Regions from separate parts of the Homo sapiens genome. Here all the other regions are linked to region 4. A link is a contact called in ENCODE Hi-C or POLR2A ChIA-PET data. All regions are on one chromosome and are shown on one strand. Each heading gives the region's core, a stretch centred on a gene start or an enhancer-like site at or near the end of the contact. The rest is flanking DNA. Distances are from core to core; before and after follow the strand shown.

What was found. A loop is a pair of places that touch in the nucleus more often than their neighbours do. ChIA-PET counts read pairs that join two places held with the same protein, here RNA polymerase II (POLR2A). Pooled maps may share reads with other maps.
Region 1: a loop to region 4 is called in a pooled map, with 5 times the contacts of the local background. The contact joins the enhancer-like site here to the promoter of CTNNB1 in region 4. A Hi-C loop is called at or near these places in 2 of 37 single-sample maps with no recorded cell type and 4 of 50 pooled maps. POLR2A ChIA-PET finds 5 or more read pairs at or near these places in 1 of 52 experiments (GM10248).
Region 2: a pooled map shows a loop between it and region 4 (2.7-fold over the local background). The contact joins the enhancer-like site here to the promoter of CTNNB1 in region 4. A Hi-C loop is called at or near these places in 1 of 50 pooled maps. POLR2A ChIA-PET finds 5 or more read pairs at or near these places in 5 of 52 experiments (AG04449, BJ, OCI-LY7 and 2 more).
Region 3: a pooled map shows a loop between it and region 4 (2.6-fold over the local background). The contact joins the enhancer-like site here to the promoter of CTNNB1 in region 4. A Hi-C loop is called at or near these places in 5 of 168 maps with a recorded cell type or tissue (B cell, CD4-positive, alpha-beta memory T cell, CD8-positive, alpha-beta T cell and 2 more), 6 of 37 single-sample maps with no recorded cell type and 16 of 50 pooled maps. POLR2A ChIA-PET finds 5 or more read pairs at or near these places in 5 of 52 experiments (CD4-positive, alpha-beta memory T cell, GM10248, OCI-LY7 and 2 more).
Region 5: a loop to region 4 is called in a map of PC-9, with 4 times the contacts of the local background. The contact joins the promoter of TRAK1 here to the promoter of CTNNB1 in region 4. A Hi-C loop is called at or near these places in 2 of 168 maps with a recorded cell type or tissue (GM12878 and PC-9), 3 of 37 single-sample maps with no recorded cell type and 12 of 50 pooled maps. POLR2A ChIA-PET finds 5 or more read pairs at or near these places in 4 of 52 experiments (AG04449, BJ, GM12878 and 1 more).
Region 6: a loop to region 4 is called in a map of B cell, with 12 times the contacts of the local background. The contact joins the enhancer-like site here to the promoter of CTNNB1 in region 4. A Hi-C loop is called at or near these places in 1 of 168 maps with a recorded cell type or tissue (B cell) and 5 of 50 pooled maps. POLR2A ChIA-PET finds 5 or more read pairs at or near these places in 1 of 52 experiments (activated B cell).

What each region holds. Positions count from the first base shown.
Region 1 is chr3:42,195,494-42,199,442 of GRCh38, forward strand. It overlaps TRAK1 (trafficking kinesin protein 1), which reads left to right. Exons shown (of 16, transcript NM_001042646.3): 11 at 3,684-3,760. Among named protein-coding and RNA genes, the nearest start is that of CCK, 69 kb to the right of the region's middle. RefSeq lists enhancers at 455-564, 645-774. Within about 2 kb of position 1,303, at least 3 of the 41 ENCODE cell types and tissues checked have a DNase peak (open chromatin) inside an H3K27ac peak, as active enhancers do.
Region 2 is chr3:42,117,476-42,121,486 of GRCh38, forward strand. All of the region lies in intron 1 of TRAK1 (trafficking kinesin protein 1), which reads left to right. Among named protein-coding and RNA genes, the nearest start is that of TRAK1, 28 kb to the left of the region's middle. RefSeq lists an enhancer at 1,637-1,726. Within about 2 kb of position 1,521, at least 19 of the 41 ENCODE cell types and tissues checked have a DNase peak (open chromatin) inside an H3K27ac peak, as active enhancers do; they include OCI-LY7 and endothelial cell of umbilical vein, where a contact is called at or near this core.
Region 3 is chr3:42,023,803-42,027,636 of GRCh38, forward strand. It overlaps a transcript of TRAK1 not described here. Among named protein-coding and RNA genes, the nearest start is that of ULK4, 64 kb to the left of the region's middle. RefSeq lists an enhancer at 536-1,454. Within about 2 kb of position 1,388, at least 30 of the 41 ENCODE cell types and tissues checked have a DNase peak (open chromatin) inside an H3K27ac peak, as active enhancers do; they include B cell, OCI-LY7 and heart right ventricle, where a contact is called at or near this core.
Region 4 is chr3:41,197,808-41,201,528 of GRCh38, forward strand. It overlaps CTNNB1 (catenin beta 1), which reads left to right and starts at 1,698. Exons shown (of 15, transcript NM_001904.4): 1 at 1,698-1,863. RefSeq lists silencers at 1,099-1,558, 1,989-2,108 and enhancers at 1,401-2,347, 1,689-1,748, 2,459-2,568.
Region 5 is chr3:42,089,229-42,092,874 of GRCh38, forward strand. TRAK1 (trafficking kinesin protein 1) reads left to right here and starts at 2,129. Exons shown (of 16, transcript NM_001042646.3): 1 at 2,129-2,332. The coding sequence starts at 2,242.
Region 6 is chr3:40,622,057-40,625,771 of GRCh38, forward strand. No RefSeq gene overlaps it. Among named protein-coding and RNA genes, the nearest start is that of ZNF621, 99 kb to the left of the region's middle. Within about 2 kb of position 1,680, at least 3 of the 41 ENCODE cell types and tissues checked have a DNase peak (open chromatin) inside an H3K27ac peak, as active enhancers do; they include B cell, where a contact is called at or near this core.

The DNA of each region.
Region 1 (3,949 bases), core at 53-2,552, 1.0 Mb after region 4:
GGCTGCGTAAATGCTCGTGAGATTCTGTCCCTTCTGAAATTGGCCTTTTCCTTGGAGCTCTTTCCCTTCAGCCCCCATTGCTGACCCCCAGCAGATACTATCCCCATCCCCCACTCCTTGTTGTCTGGCCCACCTTCCCTAAATCGTGATTTCTTTTCTTCTTTGCTCCCATGCATCAAAGTCAGGAAGTCAGGCTAGAATAGCCACCACCCCCTCTCCGCCTCAAGAAGCTTCACTGAAATCTGAGGGAAACAAAAAGAAAGACATATAACATAGTCAGCTTTCTAGGGCACAGATGGGTGATCCAGTGATTCCAGGAATCTCAGTAAAAGCAGCAAAGAATATTCAGTCCCCCAAGTTCCCTGATCTAGCGCTAACCACACTTGGCTCACACGCTGGCCTGTGTAGCTTTGCAGGCTCCTTACCTGGGTTCCCTCCTTCCTGGCTTGTCATCTTGGTGCAGTGAGCTCCTGGCGCTGTCTTGTTTCCTGGGCACCCAGGATCCACTCCACTGCCTTCCCCACTCTCAAGGGCAGACCTCTCTTTGAAAACTGAACTATTGTGTGAGAAAAGTCGAATTGAAATTTGCATTTCAGTTTCTTTTTGAGGGATTCTCAGCTTTCATATTTGCTGAGGTAAAGTTTTTGTTTGCCTTTTTCTGTAGCTCTTGGCACAGCCCAGTTTTTGAAGATGGCTATTTTTAAAGTGTATTATGCATTAAAGGTATTTAAAGCAGTCTAAAGATTGCATCATGCAGAACGCCCAGATCTGCCTCTTTTGCTCCTAGCCATTCTAATCGCTGAATAAAACAGTGAGTAGCAGTTTTTGCACAACTATGTTCCCAATTCTCTTGCCCAATGGCAGGAGTTCATCTGGGATCCACAGACGAAATTTGGGGGGGGCCTGTGAAATTAGTTCCTAATTGTACTCAATATTTCCTTCCTGTATGAAGGTCACCAGGTCACAGTGATATTAGCACTGCTTGTGACTTTGTCATCATTAGAAATCACAGGTATTTTTATGGCACATTTCTTTTTCTCTTCTTCTTTTTTTTTTTTTTTTGAGACGGAGTCTTGCTCTGTCATCCAGGCTGGAGTGCAGTGGTGCGATCTTGGCTCACTGCAACCTCCCTCTCCTGAGTTCAAGCGATTCTCCTGCCTCAACCTCCCAAGTAGCTGGGACTACAGGCATGTGCCACCACGCCCGGCTAATTTTTTTTTTTTTTTGTATTTTTAGTAGAGATGGGGTTTCACCATGTTGGCCAAGCTGGTCTCGAATTCCTTACCTCAGGTGATCCACCCGTCTCGGCCTCCCAAAGTGCTAGGATTACAGGCATGAGCCGCCGCGCCTGGCCCTATGGCACATTTCAGTTGTTACAGCTGCCTCACAACACCACAGATGCTGATCTCCACTTCAAAATGACAGCAGTAACCAGTCCTGAACTAATTTCTCTCTCCTTTCTCCTCTCTCTCTCTCTCTCTCTTTCTCTTTCTCTCTCTCTCTCTCTCTCACACACACACACACACACACACACACACACACACACGTTGTTATATTGATACATATCTGCCTTCTTTTATAATCATAATTTTATTTGCCTAAAAATATTATTCCAGGAAGGAGTCCACAGACTTGCCTGGATTGCCAGAGGGGAGAGGGTCATGGCCAAAAACAAGTCACAGAGCCTGCATGTGACTTTTTCTCAGTATGGCTTTGAAATTACAGTCATCCCTGAGTATCTGAGGGGGATTGGTTCCAGGACCCCCTGCAGATACCAAATCCTTCAATGCCTAAGTCTCTGATATAAAAGGGCATAGTGTTTGCTTATAACCTATGCATGCCCTTCCACATACAAAAAGATCATCTCTAGATTGCTGGTAATACCTCATACAATGTAAATGCCATGTAAGGAGTTGTTATACTGTACCGATTTTTAAATTTGTATTATTTTTTGTTTTTTTTCCCCCCAAATTTTCTATCTAAGATTAGTTGAATCTGAAGAAGTGGAACCCACAGATACGGAGGGCTGACTGTAGTAATTTGACACTTCATTTTTCTTAAGGTGTATGAAGGTCCTTTCTTCTCTATTTGTAAATTATGTGGTGAATAACAGTATTAAAAAATAAGCTGGCTTAAAAGATGTCAGACTCACCTAGGGAAGTCCTTACTGGACATAACGTTTAATGGCAATCTGTGGGTAATAATTACAAAATAAAATGCATATTTGTGAACAAGGACTGAAAAAAGCCTGCTAGCCCTTTATTCATCTCACTTCCTGCTGACTCCTGTGGAGTCTCCCCGCTTGGTTCCAGCCTCCAGACCGGAGCATCCGCATGGACCATGAAGCTGCTGAGGTGGATGCCCTGGAGTCCCCAGGCGGTATCTGCTGGGAAGCCACTGGCCACATGTGGCTGTGCAAATTTAAATCAATTAAGTTAAAATATAATTACGAATTCAGGTCCTCAGTCACAAGCCACATTTCTTGTGCTCACTAGCCACCCCTGGCTGGTGGTTTCCACATGTACATATGTCCCAGCACAGAGGATGCGTCCATCATCACAGGTTGTTCTGTTGTTTAACATGAATTTAGCCTTTCCCTTCAGGTTATCCTCCATGGATATCCTCCTCTGGTGCTGAACTGGTGCTTTTCTGCACACACTTGGTCCTGTGGGTATCTACCATGTGTAAAGGATTGTGTGTTAGGCTCCACCTCCTACAGTGCTGAGTGATGGGTGGTACAGGAGAGGGGACATCCATCTGGCAGCCTTTAATGTTGAGTCTCAGCTTGAGGCCTGGCCCATTGGTGAAGTGAGAAGCCATCAGTGACTAGCCTTCCCCTGACCCACAAAGCTGGAGAGAGAAACATGTGAGCTGTTGAGAAGAGTGGCAAAGACTTACTGTGTTTGGTGTCTGCTTCAGAAAAAAATGTGAGATTCCTAGTGGAAACAGGAATCCTACATTTCCTGGGCAGGTTGTTTAAAGGTGGGTGGGCCATGGATAGTTGGCGGTGAGAGGAACTTCCCTTGCAGGAGGCCAGGGAGGATGAGAGCAGGGACCTAGAGATGGCAGTGCGTGTGACTCACGTCACGTCTGTAGAGACCCTCTCACTAGCACAGAACCAGAGTGCCCTTTGGAGGTGGGAAAGGCTTCCCCAGGAGCCGAAGTTGGAGGCCCTTGGTCTATTCTTGGTGTCAGAATCTTAGACACAGAGGGGGTGTGACAGACCCTGTAGACTAGGGGGACAATAGCTTTGTGTGGCTTGTATGGGCTCTGTTGCCATATCTCACTGTAAGCTCAGAGGTATTTGGAAATTCACCTGTCTCCATCATTCTGAACACATCACCCCTCCCTCATAAGTTCTGCATCCCATCTCGTAGCCATGGTTACAGCTCCATGGTTTGGCCAACGGAGCATAGGGTTTGCTTTTAGACACCTAATGGCATATGAGTCAGCAGCTTTACACTCAGTGCCCAGTGGCACTGCCACACTCAGAACCTGCCTGGGAAACTGCTCAGCCAGGGTCTCTGACAACAGAGAGTGCTGTTAAGTTTGTGTTGTGGGAAGACCGTGAGCTTCTGATGCCTTGGTTTACTCTCCATGGCCCACCTGGGTGCATACCTCTTTTAGAGACAGAGCATTTGAATTGGCGCTCACTTGACATTTGTCTTTCTGGCTTTTCCCAGGATTCCTTGGCAGCAGAGATTGAGGGAACGATGCGCAAGGAGCTGCAGTTGGAAGAGGCCGAGTCTCCAGACATCACGTACGGCCACAGTTTTTACAGTTTTGAGATTCCCAGAGACCAACTTGGACCAGTGCAGTGTTCAAAACCTAGCAATGTTGAGGCTCTGGGTACCGACAGTGATTGACTATTGTCCTTCCCAGTCCAGATTAAGGGAAATAATAGAACACAGCTGACAGCATCCCTCAGCTCCTCTTATTATCTTTTGTT
Region 2 (4,011 bases), core at 271-2,770, 920 kb after region 4:
TAGGTTTTTCCTCTTTCTCTCTCCTGTCTTTTATTCTTCCCTCTCCCCTTGCTGTTTTCTCAGATCTCCTGCCAACTGGGTGAGTGTCTAGGGCTACTTTCCTTCTAGACAGCTCTTCTGCACACTCTGCTCACCTTGCAGCTACTCAGGTCCCTGTTCTCCTGGGCTTAGAGCCCTCAAGCTCCAGCGTGCAGGCACGAGGCCCAGAAACCCTGTTGGAATGATCGCACTCCCTCTCTGGAGGTGGCCACCACTCAGAGCATTTAACTCCTCTGTGGAGGAGGAGGTCCCTTGATCCTAGATAGGCTGACTTCTTCTGAGAGTCCACATATCTGTATTTCTTCTTTTCTTTTTTTTTTTTGAGACTGAGTCTAGCTCTGTCATCAGGCTGGAATGCAGTGGCCTGATCTCGGCTCACTGCCCAACCTCTGCCTCCTGGGTTTAAGCGATTCTCCCGCCTCAGCCTCCCGAGTAGCTGGGATTACAGGCACGTGCTGCCACGCCCAGATAATTTTTGTATTTTTAGTAGAGACGGGGTTTCACCATGTTGGCCAAGATGGTCTCGATGTCCTGACCTTGTGATCCGCCCACCTTGGCCTCCCAAAGTGCTGTATTTTTATTGTTTTTAGAGGGAGTTTCACTCTGTCGCCCAGGCTGGAGTGCAGTGCTGCGATCTTGGCTCACTGCAACCTCCACCTCCCGGGTTCAAGCAGTTCTTCCTGCTTCAGCCTCCCAAGTAGCTGGGATTATAGGCGTCCACCATCACGCCCATCTAATTTTTTTTTTTTGTATTTTTAGTAGAAACGGAGTTTCACCATGTTGGCCAGGCTGGTTTTGAACTCCTGACCTCAAGTGATCTGCCCGCCTCGGCCTCCCAAAGTGCTGGGATTATAGGTGTGAGCCACTGCGCCCCGCTGAGATCTGTATTTACATGAGGTTCTCTGAGTGTTAAATGTTGGACACTAATTTAGAGCTATTGCCTTTGCTGTAAAATGTAAGCATTGCCTCAGGCACCTGGCAGGTTTTGTGAAGCTGGCATGTCACCTGAGAATCAGTGCAAATCCCTAGACGGAGGAGTCTCCTCCTAGCCGCTCTCTGCAGGTGAGGATCTAGCCCCAGTCAGGTGGAGAATGGACACAGCTGCTTCTGCAGCTCTGCACCTTCCAGGTGCCAAGCAGGCTCCAGCACACTTTCTTCACTCCCTGGTGGCCCTAACTGAAGCCCACATCCTGGGTAGGAGGGTCCATTCCAAATCTTACGCCTTGGGAAAAACCTAGGAAGGGTTATACCTCTGAAGAGGTAAAGAGTCCTTTTAGGTTATTTTACTTTCAAAGTGATGTCATAAGAATGGTAGGTATTGGATTGACATCTGCTGAGCAATTGAGGGGACATTTACCATCCCATGGGACTTTCCTCTATGCTGGATAAAGACCTAGGGTGATACTGAGGTGGGTTTGAAAAGACCTTGACACTAGATGGCTCCACCTGCCTCATGTTGCAGGCTGGGCATGTGTCTGTCCTGGACAGGCAGGGGATTCACAGACTAGTCCTGCCACCGGCTGCTGCTCTCTCCTTCCCTTGTTCCATCACTCTTCTCACACTTACTGTTGCCTGGCAAAGTAGTAAGGGCTGGGCTGAAGGTAAGGTGGATAATTCAAAGCCTTTTCTCTTGAGGGGCTCACAATTAGTAGGGAAGAGCCACAGAGAATACACTTCTAACATCGTAGTGAAGTCATTTATGTACTGAGAACTGTGGAAGCCAGAGAAGAGAGGTTAAGGGAGGCTTTGCAATAGAGAGTGACATTTGAATGATATTTTAAGATGGAGTTTGCTAGGCAGTGAAGGGCATTCTAGGGAGCTAAAACAGCTGGTCTAAAAACTCAGATTTGTGAAAAAAATGTGTTTGGAAAATGGTGAGAAGTTGGTATGCCTTAAGTGAAGGGAAATTGGAGAAAATAGCAGAGGCTGGGCTTGATAAGAAAGGCTGTTAGGGTGTTGAGTTAGCTGCTTTAACAGAGACCAAAGTAATTGGAACTGTAGCCTCAATAAGGTAGTTGTTTATTTCTTTTACTTTTAAAAGTTCAAGTGGAAGGAGGTCCAGGGTGTTTCAGGCAGCTGAGGTAGCTCTGGTCATTTCCTGGGCATTGCCTTTACTAATTTAGCTAAGCATGGCTCCAGCACCAGGCCAACTCTGCAACTGGACAGACGGAAAGGGCATGACTTGGAAGTTCTGTTACATCCTGTTAACCAGGCATGTGGATACACCTTACTGCAGGGAAAGCTGGGAAACACAGTTTTTAGCTGGTTGGCCGTGGGCCCAGCCACATCTTGGGGGTTGCATGACCAAAAGGAAGAAGTGGCAATTGCATACTGGGAAACACTCAGTAGCCTCTCCTGTAGAAACGTAGAGGCAGAATGATGAAGCACTTTATAGGGAGCTGGGAGGTTTTTAAAGAGCAATAGTATGATTTAAAAAGCTCTTTGAGAGAATGAGATGGGAGGGTCATTTGAGGTCAGGAGTTCGAGACTAGCCTGGTCACCACAGTGAGATTCCATCTCTATTTAAAACAAAAAATAAAAAAATAAATAAATAAAAAGCTCTTTTCCAGAAATGGCACCAGCCACAATGTGGCCGGCCACCATGGGGCATTACAGTAACTGGGCAAGGAGGCGATGCCGAGGGGTAAGCCTCTCCTTATGGTTGAGCCTGGCCTTTTGATGGTTTGACAGGCTGGGGGTTGGTGGGATTTTGGGCTGTTGTTATTGCATATCTACCTGAAGCCATGGACCTTTGGGCTTTGGGATTGGTCAGGAAATTGATGCCCTTCATTTGTGACTTATTTGAGAACACATTTTGACTTGTTTACATTAGCTTGTTACTAATGTGAATTGTAACTGTGGGGAAATGGTGACCACAGAGAGCATAAAGGGTTCCTTTCCTCCATGGTGGGCCGGCAGTGTCCATTCACAGCAGGAGCTTGAATAAGCTCCTGTCCTGTGCAGGTTCCTGACCCTCCGTGGTTCTGCAGACAAGTTAGTAAATTCTTGCCTCTGCTTCCTGTGCTTTTTTTTGTTTTGTTTTGTTTGAGATGGAGTCTCGCTCTGTCACCAGGCTGGAGTGCAGTGGTGTGATCTCAGCTCACTGCAACCTGACCTCCGCCTCCCAGGTTCAAGTGATTCTCCTGCCTTAGCCTCCCAAGTAGCTGGGTTTACAGGCGCATGCCACCACACCCACCTAATTTTTGTATTTTTAGTACAGACGGGGTTTCAACAAGTTGGCCAGGGTGGTCTCGATCTCTTGACCTCGTGTTCCGCCCACCTCAGCCTCCCAAAGTGCTGGGATTATAGGCGTGAGCCACCGCGCCCGGCTACTGCTTCCTGTGCTTTAAAGGGGAAAATTATTCCAACACCTCCCTAATTTGTGATTATGTTTCATTTTACATGCCTACCACAAGTATGAAGTCTTCCACCTGTTTAGAACAAAAACTTCCTGATGATGACATCCTGGGAATTCCCCAGCATTTCAAGTGCACCCTCCTAGGAGCTGGGTAGCAGGTGTTGGAGGGGAGATCACAGCTTTTAGTGGAACAGCTGAGGCTGCTCCTACCTGATCTGCTGCTTAGTTAGCTGAATCAACTTGACCAACAAGATGTGCCGCAGCCCTCGTGCATCCCAGCTTACTGATCTGTAATAACAGGCAAATCTCTGTGTGCCACATTGCTGGGACGGTGAGACAATGGTCTGGCTTGATGTTTGGCATGGTGAAAGCATTCCTGGGGAATTCTTTTTTTTTTTTTTTTTTGAGACGGAGTCTTGCTGTGTCCCCCAGGCTGGAGTGCAGTGGCGCAGTCTCGGCTCACTGCAAGCTCCGCCTCCGGGGTTCACACCATTCTCCTGCCTCAGCCTCCCTAGTAGCTGGGACTACAGGCGCCCACCACTGCGCCTGGCTAATTTTTTGTATTTTTAGTAGAAACAGGGTTTCACCATGTTAGCCAGGATGGTCTCGATCTC
Region 3 (3,834 bases), core at 138-2,637, 830 kb after region 4:
GAGTGCAGTGGCACAGTCTTGGCTCACTGCAGCCTCCGTCTCCCGGGTTCAAGCAATTCTCCTGCCTCAGCCTCCCGAGTATCTGGGGATTACAGGCGCCTGCCACCACGCCTGGCTAATTTTTATATTTTTAGTAGGGATGGGGTTTCGCCATGTTGGCCAGGCTGGTCTCGAATTCCTGACCTCAGGTGATTCGCCCTCCTTGGCCCCCCAAAGTGCTGGGATTACAGGCGTGAGCCACCGTGACCGGCTACTCCTGAGATTTCTAAGTGGAGATGTTTAGGGCAGTGGGACGTCTGGGCCTGACACTTCGAAGAGGGATAGGAGTTTGAGGCAAGGGTTTGGGGACCATTCCTGTGTAGTGATATCCATGTGTAGGAGAACTCACAGAGGAGTAGTGACTAGAGATTGGGAGAAGACCAGAATTGCTGGGGGAGGGAGTGTTCTTTTGGTGAAGGGTAGGGTTCACAGGGTTACTCTGCTGTGAGAGGCCAAGTGAGATAGAAGCTAAAATATCTTTTGGGTTTGTTTATACATAGTAGGTATGCAGATATTTCTAGTTGTATCATTTGGTTCTTTGTTTTTCAGAAGAGATGCTGGCTTAGCCTTGTAAACATCGCAGTTGCATAAAAGTATTTATGATAGTCCTTAAAATGCTGTAATTATCTTTGAAGTTTTATAATTTTGCAGTGTTTAACTTATGGCAGCAATAGCATTGGTATTTTAAATCAAAACAGAACACTGTCAAGGGTTACATAACTTATTCATGATATTAACAAGATATAAAGCACCATGTTTTTGTGTGTAACTGTTTAACAGTAGATGAAGTTAATGATTGCCCACTTTCAGCTAATCATATGATTGCTATTGAAATAAGTACTTGCTAGACAGGGATAGAATCTAGTAATTTGTTAGCTTCAGTACTTCATGCTTGCATACACACCCATGCTATTGTGTTACCAAGCCTGAGTTTTGAAATGTGGCGTTCTTTGTCTTTTTCTGGTGAATAAACCCCATACGTCTTACCATAGCCATTTGACTCTTCCTGGCTGTCAGGATGTGTTGCCCTGGACTGAGAGTGAGAGATCCCAGATTTTTCAGCTTCTCTTCCAATTGCTAGGGATACCACATCAGTGCCAACGTGAGTCTCCTCTTGTCACTTTCTGCTAGGCTTCCCCTTAGAAGCTGAAATTCTTTCCCTTCCTGATGCTAAGTTGCAGTTTCTTAAAATGCTAGAGAGCTTTTAAAAGCATACCGTGATGGGAATTAGTTTCAAAAGATTATACCAGAGGGGGTTAAAACTTGCCAACCTTGTAAAAACCTAACTTCTTTGTTTACGTCCTCCCTGCCCCGCTTTCTGCTGTGCTTGGTTTCCTCCTAGCAATATGCCTTGGTCAGGGGGAGAGTCTTCCTGTCAGACATAACTTCCCAGACCAGCACTCCTGGAGGGGCCTGTACCTCAGACCCTGGCAACGAGGCACGCTGGGGCACGCTGGCCTTTCGTTGTGGTGTAGAAAATTTTTCATTTGGAATTCCATTTTAAAAATAAGTATAGGGTTATTTATATCTTCTTACATTAATTTTGATAAGTTGTGTATTTTAAGGGCTTTATCCACTTTATCTAAGCTACTGAATTAATTGGCACAATTATTACTCTTTCAATGTCCATAAGACCTGTAGTGATGTCCCCATATTTTATTTCTGGTATTTGCCTTTCATGTTAAGAATGTGTCTGTTCAAAGGGAGAGGGGAAGGAGAAAAGAAGAATGTGTCTGTTCAAAGGACTGCTGGATCAGGGTAACTTAGCTCAAGAAAATGAGAAGGGGTGGTTTCTGGAAGGGGAGAATGAAAGCCGTGGAGGAAATAAAGCATGAATGTGGGGGAGGGCGGGGGCGGGGACTGCTTCTCTTGCTGGCTGCCTTCTCTCTCTGGAGAATCTGCTGGAGAAGGAGCAGTCACGTGGGTGGTGAGCTCATTAGGCTGGGGACACCAGCTGTGCTATTATTAGGGCTTTTAAAGTCCGTGGCAGATGTTCTTAGGCGGTGTTCCAGCCTTGTTCACTTCCCACATATGGCATGATACTGTACACAGAAAAAAGAGGGACTCTTTAACAAATAGCTTTTCCATGAAATGCATCACTATTTTTTTCCCATGAACTTTTTTCTTTTCTTTCTTCCTCTGTCTCTGTTTCTTTGTTTCTCTCTCTGCTGTTTGTTCTTTCTTCTTTCTCCGTTTATCTTTCTCCCTCTGTCTCTTTCTTGCTTTCCTCTATTTTTCTGTATTCTCATTCTCCCTGTCTCTCCCTCCATCCCTCCTTTCTATACTTCCTTCTTTTGTCCTTTGAGGCCCTTTTTATTTAATCCTTTGTGAAACTAGAAGAGGACTCAGAGGCACATGAAGAAAGTTTGTCTATTTTAGATTAAAAGTGAGCCTTAGCATTTCATAGAAAGTATAAGAAATGTGGGTAAGTCTCAGGGTGATCATATACTAGAGAATTTTTTTGACAAGAGCCTGTTTTGAATTGCGTGGTTAGCTTGCTGCCTCTTCACTCCTCTGGCACAGTGGTAGTTTTTGTACAGGATCGCTTTTACCTCAATGGACTGATAAGCTAGCCAGGGCACCGATTATTTTTACATACCAATTTGTGTGTTGTTTGTTTGGCTAATCACCTCTTCTGCAGCTGTTATCCTGGATCTCAGTGATCAAAGAGATCAGTGATCTCTTTTTTTTTTTTTTTTTTGAGACAGAGTCTCACTCTGTTGCCCAGGCTAGAGTGCAGTGGCATGATCTCAGCTCACTGCAACCTCTGCCTCCCAGGTTCAAGTGATTCTCCTGCCTCAGCCTCCCGAGTAGCTGAGACTACAGGCACGTGCCACCACGCCTGGCTAATTTTTGTATTTTTAGTAGAGATGGAATTTCACCATGTTGGCCAGGCTGGTCTTGAACTCCCGACCTCAGGTGATCTGCCTGCCTCGGCCTCCCAAAGTGCTGGGATTACAGGCGTGAGCCACTGCGCCTGGCCAGTGATCAACTTTTGTCAGTAAGCTTCCATGTGTAGACCCTCCTTCTCCCCTCATATTTATAGTAACCCATGTCTTAGCTTGGAGTTATAGGGTATAATCAATATCAAATTTACTTAAATAACTGCTCTGGTAGACTGACTTTCTACAGGAAATGGGCTCTTATGTGAATGTAACCTCAATGTATACTCTTTAATAAAATCTCAGAATGATGCAAGCTTCATTATAGTTGTTTCCTACTGTTTATTTCAAATTTGATATTTTGATATATTTACACTAATTTTATAGCTAAGCACAAAATTAATTACCCCATCATTTTTATTTCAAAAATAATGAGATAATATGTGCATACATTAGTGGCATATCTTACTCTAATAATGGCCACAACTGTCAGAAGTACATTTTCAGAAAAGCTTTTTGGCCGGGCGTGGTGGCTCACGCCTGTAATCCCAGCACTTTGGGAGGCCGAGACGGGCGGATCACGAGGTCAGGAGATCGAGACCATCTTGGCTAACATAGTGAAACCCCGTCTCTACTAAAAATACAAAAAATTAGCCAGGTGTGGTGGCGGGCACCTATAGTCCCAGCTACTCGGGAGGCTGAGGCAGGAGAATGGCGTTAACCCGGGAGGTGGAGCTTGCAGTGAGCCCAGATCACGCCACTGCCCTCTAGCCTGGGAGACAGAGCAAGACTCCATCTGAAAAAAAAAAAAAGTAAAGCTTTTCTAATCCAGGCGTTTTTCTTCAAAATAAAGTAAATATATCTATTTTCAAAAAGTACTTTTGTATTTTAAACATTATTTAGTTGTAGAAAA
Region 4 (3,721 bases), core at 448-2,947:
ATTAGAAACACGGTTTTGATGAAATACCTTTTTCGGTTCAATCTTTTTGAATTGTGACCACAACCAATAGCTACACTTAGATTCTACAGAATTAGTAGGAAAGATACAAATGAGAAGGTCTTTCTAGACAATGGATCTCACTGAACATCATCTTAGTGTGTAGACTTTTTCCACTGCAGTGGCCCACATGTGCTATGGTGACAGACGGCAGTTGGCATTACCACTTATATAGTAAAATATCTTTAAGACAAAAATAAAAGTTATTTAAAGAATACGCTGGCCCTGAAACATGAGCTGTGCCTTAAACTACATATCCTACCTCCATGAGTGAATGAATAAGTGGGTTTTCCGCCTGCATCTATGTGTTAAGACCTATTGTTTGCTTGTATTAATTGTAGTCCTGGGATAAAAGCACAGAGGTAACTTTCACTGCTGCTTTTTGTACTCTCTCCAATGTTTTGGAGGAAAAATAAGCACAAACAATAGCCTAGAGAAACTGAATCGATCATACTTGTTGCAGCTTCGACAAACGTCAATTTTGCTGCATTAGAATGGGAAACATTTTTCAGTCTATTGAAATGAATTACAAACGTTTTTAAATAGAAAATTAGTTAAAAAATTGGAGGCTGCTTAATCGATAGCTTTCTCTATAAACATACTTGGATTTCACAAATAAGTAATACCGTAAAAATCTTCTTCTCCAAAGAAAAATCCCCACAAATAAATCTATTGATACCTAGTGACAAGTGGAACCAGATAAAAATGGAATCTATAAGAATTAACCTAATTGACAGCGCTCTGGAGCTAATCCATTTCCATTAGTTATTTGTTCACAGTAGGTACTCCTAAGGACTTGTTGAATTGCGGGCTTGGCGCCCGTTCTACGGAGAGTTCACAGCCTTCGTGAGTGGGGACAGAAGGCGGCTCGGCCCGGTGATTCAGGTCGAAATTCAAGCTGAACAGCCTGCTGAGAGGTGGGATCCACCATCCGGACAGTGGGGGGCTTTGGGGGTGCTGTGAGACTGGGCTGCGACCCAGGTCCAGCAGGGAGTGTGCGGCACAGACCACAAGGTCGGCGAGGCCCCCTAACCCGCGCCCGGCCGGGAACCCGCAGACCAGCGACGGGGCAGCTGCGGGGCCAGGAGCGCCCCAAGACGGGCGGGCGCTGAACCCGAGCCCCTGCCGCCGCCCTGGCCCCGAACTTCCGCCCTCCCAGGACCTGTCCCGGCCGCCCCGAGCGGTACTCGAAGGCCGGGGCCGAGATGCCACCTTCCGCAGGCCGCGGGAAAGGCGCGCCGAGTCCTGCAGCTGCTCTCCCGGTTCGGGAAACGCGCGGGGCGGGGGCGTCGGGCTTGGGACAGGGGAGGATACCAGGGCCACCTTCCCCAACCCAGGCCGCGGGGGCCCGGCCTCCCCGATGCAGACCACAGCGCCCTCACGGGCTGCCCTCAGGCCGCGCAGCGGGCAGCCGCCAGCCGTCACCCCGGGGAGCGTCCGTGGGGTGCCCAGGCACCCCACCCCGGCCCGGGGCGCTCAGACGGCAGCAGACTGCTGGGCGGCGCGGGGACTACTTTCCACCGCCCCCTCGCGCCCCGCCCCTTGTCCTCGCGCGGCGGAACGCTCCGCGCTGCGCCGGTGGCGGCAGGATACAGCGGCTTCTGCGCGACTTATAAGAGCTCCTTGTGCGGCGCCATTTTAAGCCTCTCGGTCTGTGGCAGCAGCGTTGGCCCGGCCCCGGGAGCGGAGAGCGAGGGGAGGCGGAGACGGAGGAAGGTCTGAGGAGCAGCTTCAGTCCCCGCCGAGCCGCCACCGCAGGTCGAGGACGGTCGGACTCCCGCGGCGGGAGGAGCCTGTTCCCCTGAGGTGCTTGGGCGCTCCTTTCCTTATCCTTCCGGGGCTGCTCCCGCTTCCTCTCGGAGCCAAACTTCGTAGCAGGCGCGCGGTCCGGGCGGCGGGCTGGGCGCAGCCGGGAGGCCTGGGGTTGGGAGCGGGGAGCTCAGGTGGGGGACGGTGAGGGTGGGCCGCGCCCGGGGCGCGGAGGGCGGCGGCCGGGCCCGGGTTCCGGTCGCGCTGCCTCTCTGGGGCCCTGGGGGCATCGCTTGCGGGGAGGGGGCGCCGCGGGGGCGCGTACAGGAGCCCGGATGGCAGGCGGGGTGGGGGTGGGGGTGGGGGTCTGTGGTTTCCGTCCGGGGCTCTGGCCTTGGCCGAGTTTGGGGGAGGGACCCGGTGCCTCGGGATGCGCCGGGCCCTGGGTGGGGGGCGGGGTGGGGACGGGGGGCTCCGCCTTCTCAGCTCTTGCGGCGAGTTGGGGTTCGGGCGCTGAGGCAGAGACGCCACCCTAAGTCCCATCAGTCCTGGGGATCGGACCAGTGGACTTTCTCTTAAGATTTCCTCTTTCATTCTTAAGAATAGAAGTGTTATTATTTTTTTTAATGCCCTGGCTATGTGAGTTTGAATCGAAGCAACTTTAAACCTTAGAGCAACTAAACTCTAAGTGCAGCGGGTGCGATGCGTCAGTAGGGTGAGCACATAAAAAATCCATGTCTTGCACCTGTATTTTAGCGTACTATGCAGGTGAGTGAAAGCAGTGGATAATGTACTGGGAGTCTTATGGATTTATGGTAGTGGGTATGAGACCCTGGTGAAATAAGGGGGTGGAGGAAGGCGAAGGTGATGGCTTACTGTTTCTTACCAAGTGAACTGCAGGATTCAGCCTCTGACTCAGACCGCTTCGAGAATTTTGTTCGTAGAAATAATTTAAATTTATTCAAATAGTTTGATGGCAGCTAAAATTGAATTATAGAGCACGTTTTCTTTTCAGCGGAGTGAATTTTTCCTTCGCTCCAAAGCTGGCCAAATGGAATTCAAGCATTGCAACTTCTTTCAGTGTTTTGTCTGGAGAGAGGACTTTGAACCGAGACTTTTCGAAGTTAAGTTCCTATAGCCTGCTTCTGAATCTGCCAAGCTTGAAAGCTTTGGCAGTTGGGTGTATGTAGTTGTTGCCTTCGTTCTCTTCCCTTTTGGAGGGAGCGTTGTCTCCTACTTTGTATCTTCCAGACATCTGTGGTCTTCCCCCCACCCCTCGAGTTTGTGAGTGGTGAATGAAGAAAGACTAGGCTGCTGGTATGCAGAGGTCGGCAAAAGGAAATCGAGGAGTGGTTTTAGTGAAATGAGAGCTTTGTATCATGAATAATGGTGGCTTAGGCTAGACATCAACTTGAAGAGACGGCAGCATTTCCTTTCATAAAGTCTAGGCTAATGTTTTTCAGATCGCTAAGTTGTAGTTTGTCTGGAATTTAGGAAGCCATTTCAGTATTTGTCACTTGGTGAACGAACATTCAATACCTTCAGATGTCTTCGTGTTGACTTGTATTCATCCTAAGAAATAGTAAATATAGTCTCAAGTGTTATTTATGTTATACTGCTGGTTTATTCTCTGCTTAAATTATTGACATAAATTTCTACTTTGGAGGCTTTTCGTTTGAACTAAGGCTGTGCGGAATTTATTTTACTTTTATATTTAAATCTTTGAAAAATCTCTGATTAAAAAAAAAGTACCCTTAAAGGTTTGAGGATGTCCTTTCACACCAGACAAAATTTGGTTAATTTGCGCCCAATATTCATTACTTTGACCTAACCTTTGTTCTGAAGGCCGTGTACAAGGACAAGGCCCTGAGATTATTGCAACAGTAACTTGAAAAACTTTCAGAAGTCTATTCTG
Region 5 (3,646 bases), core at 879-3,378, 890 kb after region 4:
ATTCTGTTGGCTGTATCTTCAGAGTATGTTCAGAATCTACCCAGCATTTACTGTGTCCCAGCCACCCCCATCTCACACCTGGATGACCGCACTGGCCTTCCAGTGGGGCCTCTTACTGCTACCCTTGCCTCCCTAAAATTCTTTCTCCGCTCAACCATGAGAGTTGGCTTTTAATACAATCAGATGGTTTAACTCTCCTCCAAACTTCCAGTGAGCTCCCCTTCTATAGAGACCTGTAAGGAAGGGGCTGAATGACAGGAATCCCTCTTTGCCCCGCTGACCTGCCTCCTCTGTGCCCTCCGTGCTCCAGGTACACTGGCCGCCTCACTTAACCTTGAACTCACCAGGCACATCCAGCCTCAGGGTCTTTGGATTGCCTTAACTCCAGATATCCTTATGACCCCCTCTTCCTTCTCCAAGTGACATTTTATTTGATGCTTTTTGTGACCCCCCCCCAATACAGAGTGATCTGCCTCACCTTTCCCCATCTCCCTTTCCTGTTTAATTTTTTCCCCCAAACTTAACCATCTGCTGAACTACTGTATTTGTGTTTTGTCTCCCAAACTTGCAGTAGACTAAAGTCGCGGAGGGCAAACTCTGTGTCTACTTTGCACACTCCTGAATCCAGTGACTAACGTAGTGCCTGCCTGTGGCCAGCGCTCAGTGAACATTTGTTGGGTGTATCAATTGTGTCAATTTGTGCAGTGAGTACTATTATCCTCTTTGTGTAAGTGAAGAGTCTAAATCTCGAAAGGTTCAGCACCTTGGTGAAACTCCTGAGTGGCAGGAGTTGCATCCAGGTCTGTAGGACCCCAGGGCAAGGGTTCTTTGCTGCCTAAGAATTTAGTCTAGTTGGGGAGACAGATGAGTGAGTAGAAATTGGCTGTACACCGAGGTTAGCACAATGATAAGCACAGCACAGTAGGGCACCAAGGAGGGTGCCAGGCTGAACCTTGGAGGGGAAAGGACAGGAGAAGACCACGAGGGCTTTGTGGAGGAGGCGATGACCCAACCGCATCTACATTTGTCCAAACACATGAATTGATCCTTGGGATTCTAGTGGCATCTGTACCAGTGAAATCCAGGAAGCATCCAGCCTGTTAAAGTGCTTTCACTTTCTTTGAATGTGACAGTGGAGGGTAAAGAAATGGCAGAATGTACCGCTGAAACTTCACAGCTGGGCGTGGTGGCTCACGCCTATGATCCCAGCACTTTGGGAGGCCGAGGCGGGCAGATCACCTGAGGTCAGGAGTTCAAGACCAGCCTGGCCAACATGGTGAAACCCCGTCTCTACTAAAAATATAAAAACTAGCCAGGCATGGTGACGGACGCCTGTAATCTCAGCTACTTGGGAGGCTGAGGCAGAATTGCTTGAACCTAGGAGATGGAGGTTGCAGTGAGCTGACACAGTGCTACTGTACTCTAGCCTTGGCGACAGAGTGAGACTCTCTCAAAAAAACAAAACGAAACAGCAACAACAAAAAACACAACAAAGAAGTGGCAGAATGTAGTGCTGAAACTTCAAACCCTATAGGATGTGGTGACTTGGGGGTTCTTTGTTGGGACCAGAGGAAAGCTGAGAAACAGCTCGGTGCTGTTGTGTTTAGCACTGGCTTGGTAAACAGGAGAGTAAACACAGACACTCTTATGCGTTTAAGGGATGGGCTGTCAGGTGATGGAGAACATGCTCGGATTAAAGTTTTATTAGGCAGTCATTGAAAGGAAGACATTAAATGGAAAAAAGTTCTCCGAGAGACCTAGACTATCCCCAAGAATGCATCTGTGGCCTCCCAGGGCTTTGCCAAGTGCAGTCTCAGGACACTGCTTGGCATTCAGCCCTTGATAAATTCACTCCTCCCCCAGTTCCCAGCAAGCCCTGAGATGAACAGCAGACTTTTTGTTCCACTTTAATTTTTAGGCAAAACCGAATGCCCATCACAAAGCCCCGTTCTCCTTGCTACTCCCCTTCCCCCAACCTAGAGGTATCACATTTTTGGGTGCGTCATTTTCTGTTTGGGGTGGCTTAACAAGATGAGCTGATAGGGTTCCCAGGCTGCCTGGAGTTACATAACCCATTGTGCTTCCAGGACAGCTCACAATCTTAGGATTTGCCCTAACAAGCAAACTCAGAAAACTGCTGAGGAAGGCACGGGAGGGTGGCTGTGCGAGGTACTGCCGGGGCTGAGCTCTCATGGAGGCTCTCTCTGTTCTCTGAAGTGCCTTTGGAGTTTATGTCTGCACATGGCATTGGTTTTTCAATTCGGGCAGCCCGTCAGGGCTCAGCCTCTGCCAGGACTCTGCCACGGCAAGCTCATTCGGACAAACGCCTGTGGTAAGTTTGTTTGCCAGGTCTGTCTGCTGTCTGTTTTCTTTGTGGTGTGGTCGGAAAGGAGAAAAGACCACAGGAGAAGCTGTCTCTCTCTTGCTCCGTGCTGCTTGGGAGGTTGTTCATGGTCATGTGGTAGAGAAATTGCCATGTTGAATGATAGGCAGAGCAAAGGGACTTCAGAGACACAACTACTGCCCTCACCACCCCCCCATCTCCCGTTCCCAGGTCCCCTTGTCCCCTTGCCCAGGCTCAGTAGGTGCAAGTGACACTTGCAGGGCATGAGCACAGGGCTGAGTTGAGCCCAGACCCCCTGCACTGCCACTCCCTTTCCCTTCACAGTTCTCTGCAGTGGGTGGACAGGGTTTCTAAGGCCTCCTCCGCCTCTCCAGCTCTGATTTCTCTAATCCTATGTCTTGTCTTTATCCTGATTTCTTAGATGCTAACCTGGTATCTTGGGTCAGCAAGGAGTTTTTCAGAAGGTGAAGGACAGAGTTAGACTGTCTCCCTCCCTCTCTCCCGTTTCCCTCTCTTCCACCCTCCCTTTCTTTTTTGTCCTTTACTAAATGCTTGGGCCTGGGACTCGGATCCACACCCCAGTGATGGAGGGCTTGCTAATCAGATCTGCTGTGGCTTGTGTCTCTTGCTGTGGGGCTGACACCTCTCACTTCCTCTAAGCTGGTCAGAGTCCAGTGGTTGATGACCCATCTGGTTTCTGTCCTGTCTACACGCTGCTTCCTGAGAGCTGTCTGGGCCAGAAAACAGTTAATTCCTGAGAGAAGTGAGCTCCTGTTCCATTCCAGTCAGTTTTAGGCTTTAAAACATGTAAATCTTATTGAATAAGCCTAAAGACACTTCAAACATGCATCTTACTGAGGCAATCGTACTTATTTTTGTGTGTTGAAGCAGCGTGCACCCAGGGCCAGGTTTTTACTGGGGTTTATGTTAATTCCTGGGGTCAGAGAGAGGACTGGTCCTGCCCTCAGAGCACAGAGGTGGGCCAGGGTGTAAAGGAGAAGCTGTAAACCGAGTGAGAATTGCCTAGGAAAAATCTGCTAACAGGAGTAGCCCTGCCTGGGAGGACTCTTCATCAAAGGGCCATGGCTTAGAATTTGTTCCTTTTATTTTGTTGTGTTGTGTTGTGTTGTGTTGTGTTGTGTTATGTTATGTTATGTTATGTTATGTTATGTTATGTTATGTTATGTTATGTTATGTTATTTCGTGACTCACTGTATTGCCCAGGCTGGTTTTGAATTCCTGGGCTCAAGTGATCCCCCTGCCTCGGCCTCCCAAAGTGCTGGGATTACAGGCGTGAGCCAC
Region 6 (3,715 bases), core at 430-2,929, 580 kb before region 4:
GCCACTTATGCTAGCGGCTTTTGGTCATATCCTACCTTGTCAAATAGAGAACCTAGGCCCATTTCTTTTCCCATGGAGTTTTTGGGAGTCAGAAAGACCTGAATTCTAATTCCAAGGCTACCAATTTCTGGCTGTGTAACTTCAATATATACATCCATATGTATATCCATATGTATACATCTATATATACACACACACACACATATATATATCCAATATATACATCCATATATATATAGTTTATATATATATATATATAAACTTTTATTTTAGGTTCAGAGGTACACATGCAGGTTTGTTATATTGATAAACTGTGTCATGGGGGTTTGTTGTACAGATTATTTTGTCACCCAGGTACTAAGCCCAGCACTCAGTAGTTATTTTTGCTGATCCTCTCCCTCCTTCCACCATCCACTCTCAAGTAGGTCCCAGTGTCTGTTGTTCCTGTCTTTGTGTCCATGAGTTCTCATCATTTAGCTCCCACTTATAAGTGTGAACATGTAGTATTTGACTTTCTGTTCCTGTGTTAGTTTGCTAAGGATAATGGCCCCCAGCTCCATTCATGTTCCTGCAAAAGACATGATCTCATTCGTTTTAATGACTGCATAGTATTCCATGATATATACATACCACATTTTCTTTATCCAGTCTGTCGTTGACGGACATTTAGGTTGATTCCATCTCTTTGCTATTGTGAATAATGCTGTAATGAACATTCACGTGCATGTGTCTTTATGGTAGAATGATTTCTATTCCTCTGCATATATACCCAGAAATGGAATTGCTGGGTTGAATGGTAGTTCTATTTTTAGCTCTTTGAGGAATTGCCACACTGCTTTCCATCAATGGTTGAACTAATTTACACTCCCACCAACAGTGTATAAATGTGTCCTTTTCTCCACCACCTCACCAGCATCTGTTATTTTTTGACTTTTTAATAATAGCCATTCTGATTCTACAGTGATGGTATCTCACTGTAGTTTTGATTTGCATTTCTTTAGTGAACAGTGACATTGAGCTTTTAAAAATATGCTTGTTGGCTGCATGCATGTCTTCTTTTGAAAAGTGTCTGTTCATGTCCTTTGCCCACTTTTTAATGGGGTTGTTTGTTTTTTGCTAGTAAATCTGTTTAGGTTTCTCATAGATGCTGGATATTAGACCTTTGTCAGATGCATAGTTTGCAAATATTGTCTCCTATTCTGTAGTCAACCAATATTTTTAATCCCTCTGAGTCTTTTTTTCTCATCTGTAAAAAATTCATGTCTTTGATGATTAAGTAAAATAATTCTTAGGCGTAGATCAAAGATTTTATCCTCCTCAACAGATACTAATTTCACTAATACTTTAAAAATACTCACAATGTGGGAGATACCAGGATCATTAACACACATTTTCTGTTTTCTGGCAGCCCAACACCTCATGGGAAGGTCTGGCTTGTAGTTTAACTGATGGTGTATAGTAGGTGCTCAGTTGCCTGTTTGGTCCTTTCTCTCTTCTTGATCACCCCTTTCCTCTCTGGCTCCCACATATGGTTCAAAACCTGAACACACACATTGGCCTGCTCCTCTTCTGGCTCACAAGAGAAATGAATTGGCTGGCAGGAGACCAGTATCCACCTGATGAAGCAATAAACCATGTGGCATGTAGATATTGGCTATAAATAGCTTCCCTTCATTATCTCCTCACTCAAAGCCCTTGCCTTTGAGTACCACGTCATCCCTTGGTGCTGACACACCCAAACCAAAGCCAGTCTCCCTAGCAACTGAACCACAGTCAGTGGTGGTCTGACCACACCCTCTCATGGTTGGCAACCATGCACAGTTCCTCATTTTATTTCTGCTGCAGGACAGGTTGGCTACTGGCTGATCTTTGGAACTAGAAACATCATTTTGCTCCTTAAATGATTAAAAAAGGCACACATGGGGCTTCTTTGTGTTAGTTCTTTTGTATCTCCATATCCTGTCCCTGCATGGATTATTTTGGTGCATGCTGCAGACTTGTTTTTGGAACTTGAATCCTGAGCAAGTGAGAAGACTTACTGGATGCTGTTCAAGGCTCTGCATGACAAACCTTGCACAAATACAAGGTATGATTGCCACTGACAGGGAGGATCATGAGCTAGCTGGGATGTAGGGAAAGATCAGGTGGCAAAGGTGTTTCAGGTGCAGGTGTATCTTGCCCAGGGTGCCCACCTCAGCAAGTGATAACAAAGGCTAGAGTTACAGTGCTAGGCCCTGGACTTAGACTGGGGAGACAAGGACAGGATGATCACAACAGACATTCCTGTTTAAAAAGGGGAGGAAAAAGAGAGACATAATAGTCACTGGTCCATAGTAATTCTGAAATCTCACAATAAAGAAAAAGAGATGGGGAGAGAGAAAGTCTCATTTCTTTAAACAGGAGGGTGGTGAATATGTATAGAAAAGGGGAAAAATGATTACATTTTATCTTCCTGAATCTTCTGGGCAGACCCAACTTGCCAGCTAAGGTGATGTCATCGTTGTGGCATCACAACACTTCTAACAGTGTCCCAATCTGGCAGGAGCTGTCATTGAAAGCAATCACTGGGGTTTGGCAAAGTGAGGTAGGTGGGGGCTCTACCCTCAGCAGTGACCAGCAGGTTGAAAATGGTTTGACCCAGGCATTCCTAGGAAAACCGGTAAAATAAAATTAAATGTGCATGTTTTGGTTCTGTGTGGTACATGGATGTCAATAAAGTGATTATTTCATACCATATTTATCTGACATTGGCTGGTGCTTGTGGGTTGGTACAAGTGACTACTCCCAGGGAGAGCAGTAAAAAGGCATAAACAGCATTATGGAAAAGGGAGAAAGGACAAGAAGGCACACAGGAAAGGGGCCCACTGGGATATGGGGGATAGGGATAGGAATCTCTGATTCTCCATAAGAGCTCAAGGGGTGTATGTGTGTGTTTGTCTGTGTGTGTGTTTTGTGGGTGTCTGTATGCGTATGGGTCTCTGCAGGTATATGTGCCTGCGTGTGTGTGTGTGTGAAAGCATCAAGAAATAGCAAAAAGAGAAGTTCTGTTGTTGAAGGAGACATTCCAGAGTGAAGTCATGGATGAGGCCTGTGTGGGGAAGGTGGGAGGCAGGACATAGGGTCTAGGCAGGCTAAGGGAGCAATGCAAAGAGAAGGAAGTGAGGTGGGCCTGTGAGATAAAATAGGGGTTTTTTTTTTCCAAGAGAAAAAAGTAAGCCAGGGACAACTACAGTCTAATTTAGCCTTTCTGGGCTGGGGCACTTGTGTGGGAACCAGTAGGCAAGGATCTATGTGGTCCCCCAGGCTAGGCTGGGTGGACCCAAAGGAGTGCCTTGCTTCTATGTTCTTCCTACCTTGAATGGAGAGGTGATGCTTGCAGCTGCCGCAACCATATCTTGACCAAGAGACAATAAATCACCAGTCTAAGTGGAGCATAGGGAAAATAAAGTAGAAAGATATCTGAAAAATGCAACTTGGGGGCATCAATGAGCCCTGAACTGCTACCTTAGATTACCACGCCTCCGCCTTTTTTTGTGTTTCTCTGCTGACATCAAGAAATGACTACAGCAGCCCAGAATGGTGGGGGACACAGGAGACATCTGGAGGATGTCCAGTTGGTGAAGAAAACCTGGGATCTCACACTAGGACCACAACGTACTATGGATTATTTTTATATGTTGCATAAATGTGGAAGGATAATTTTTCAAAAATGTAA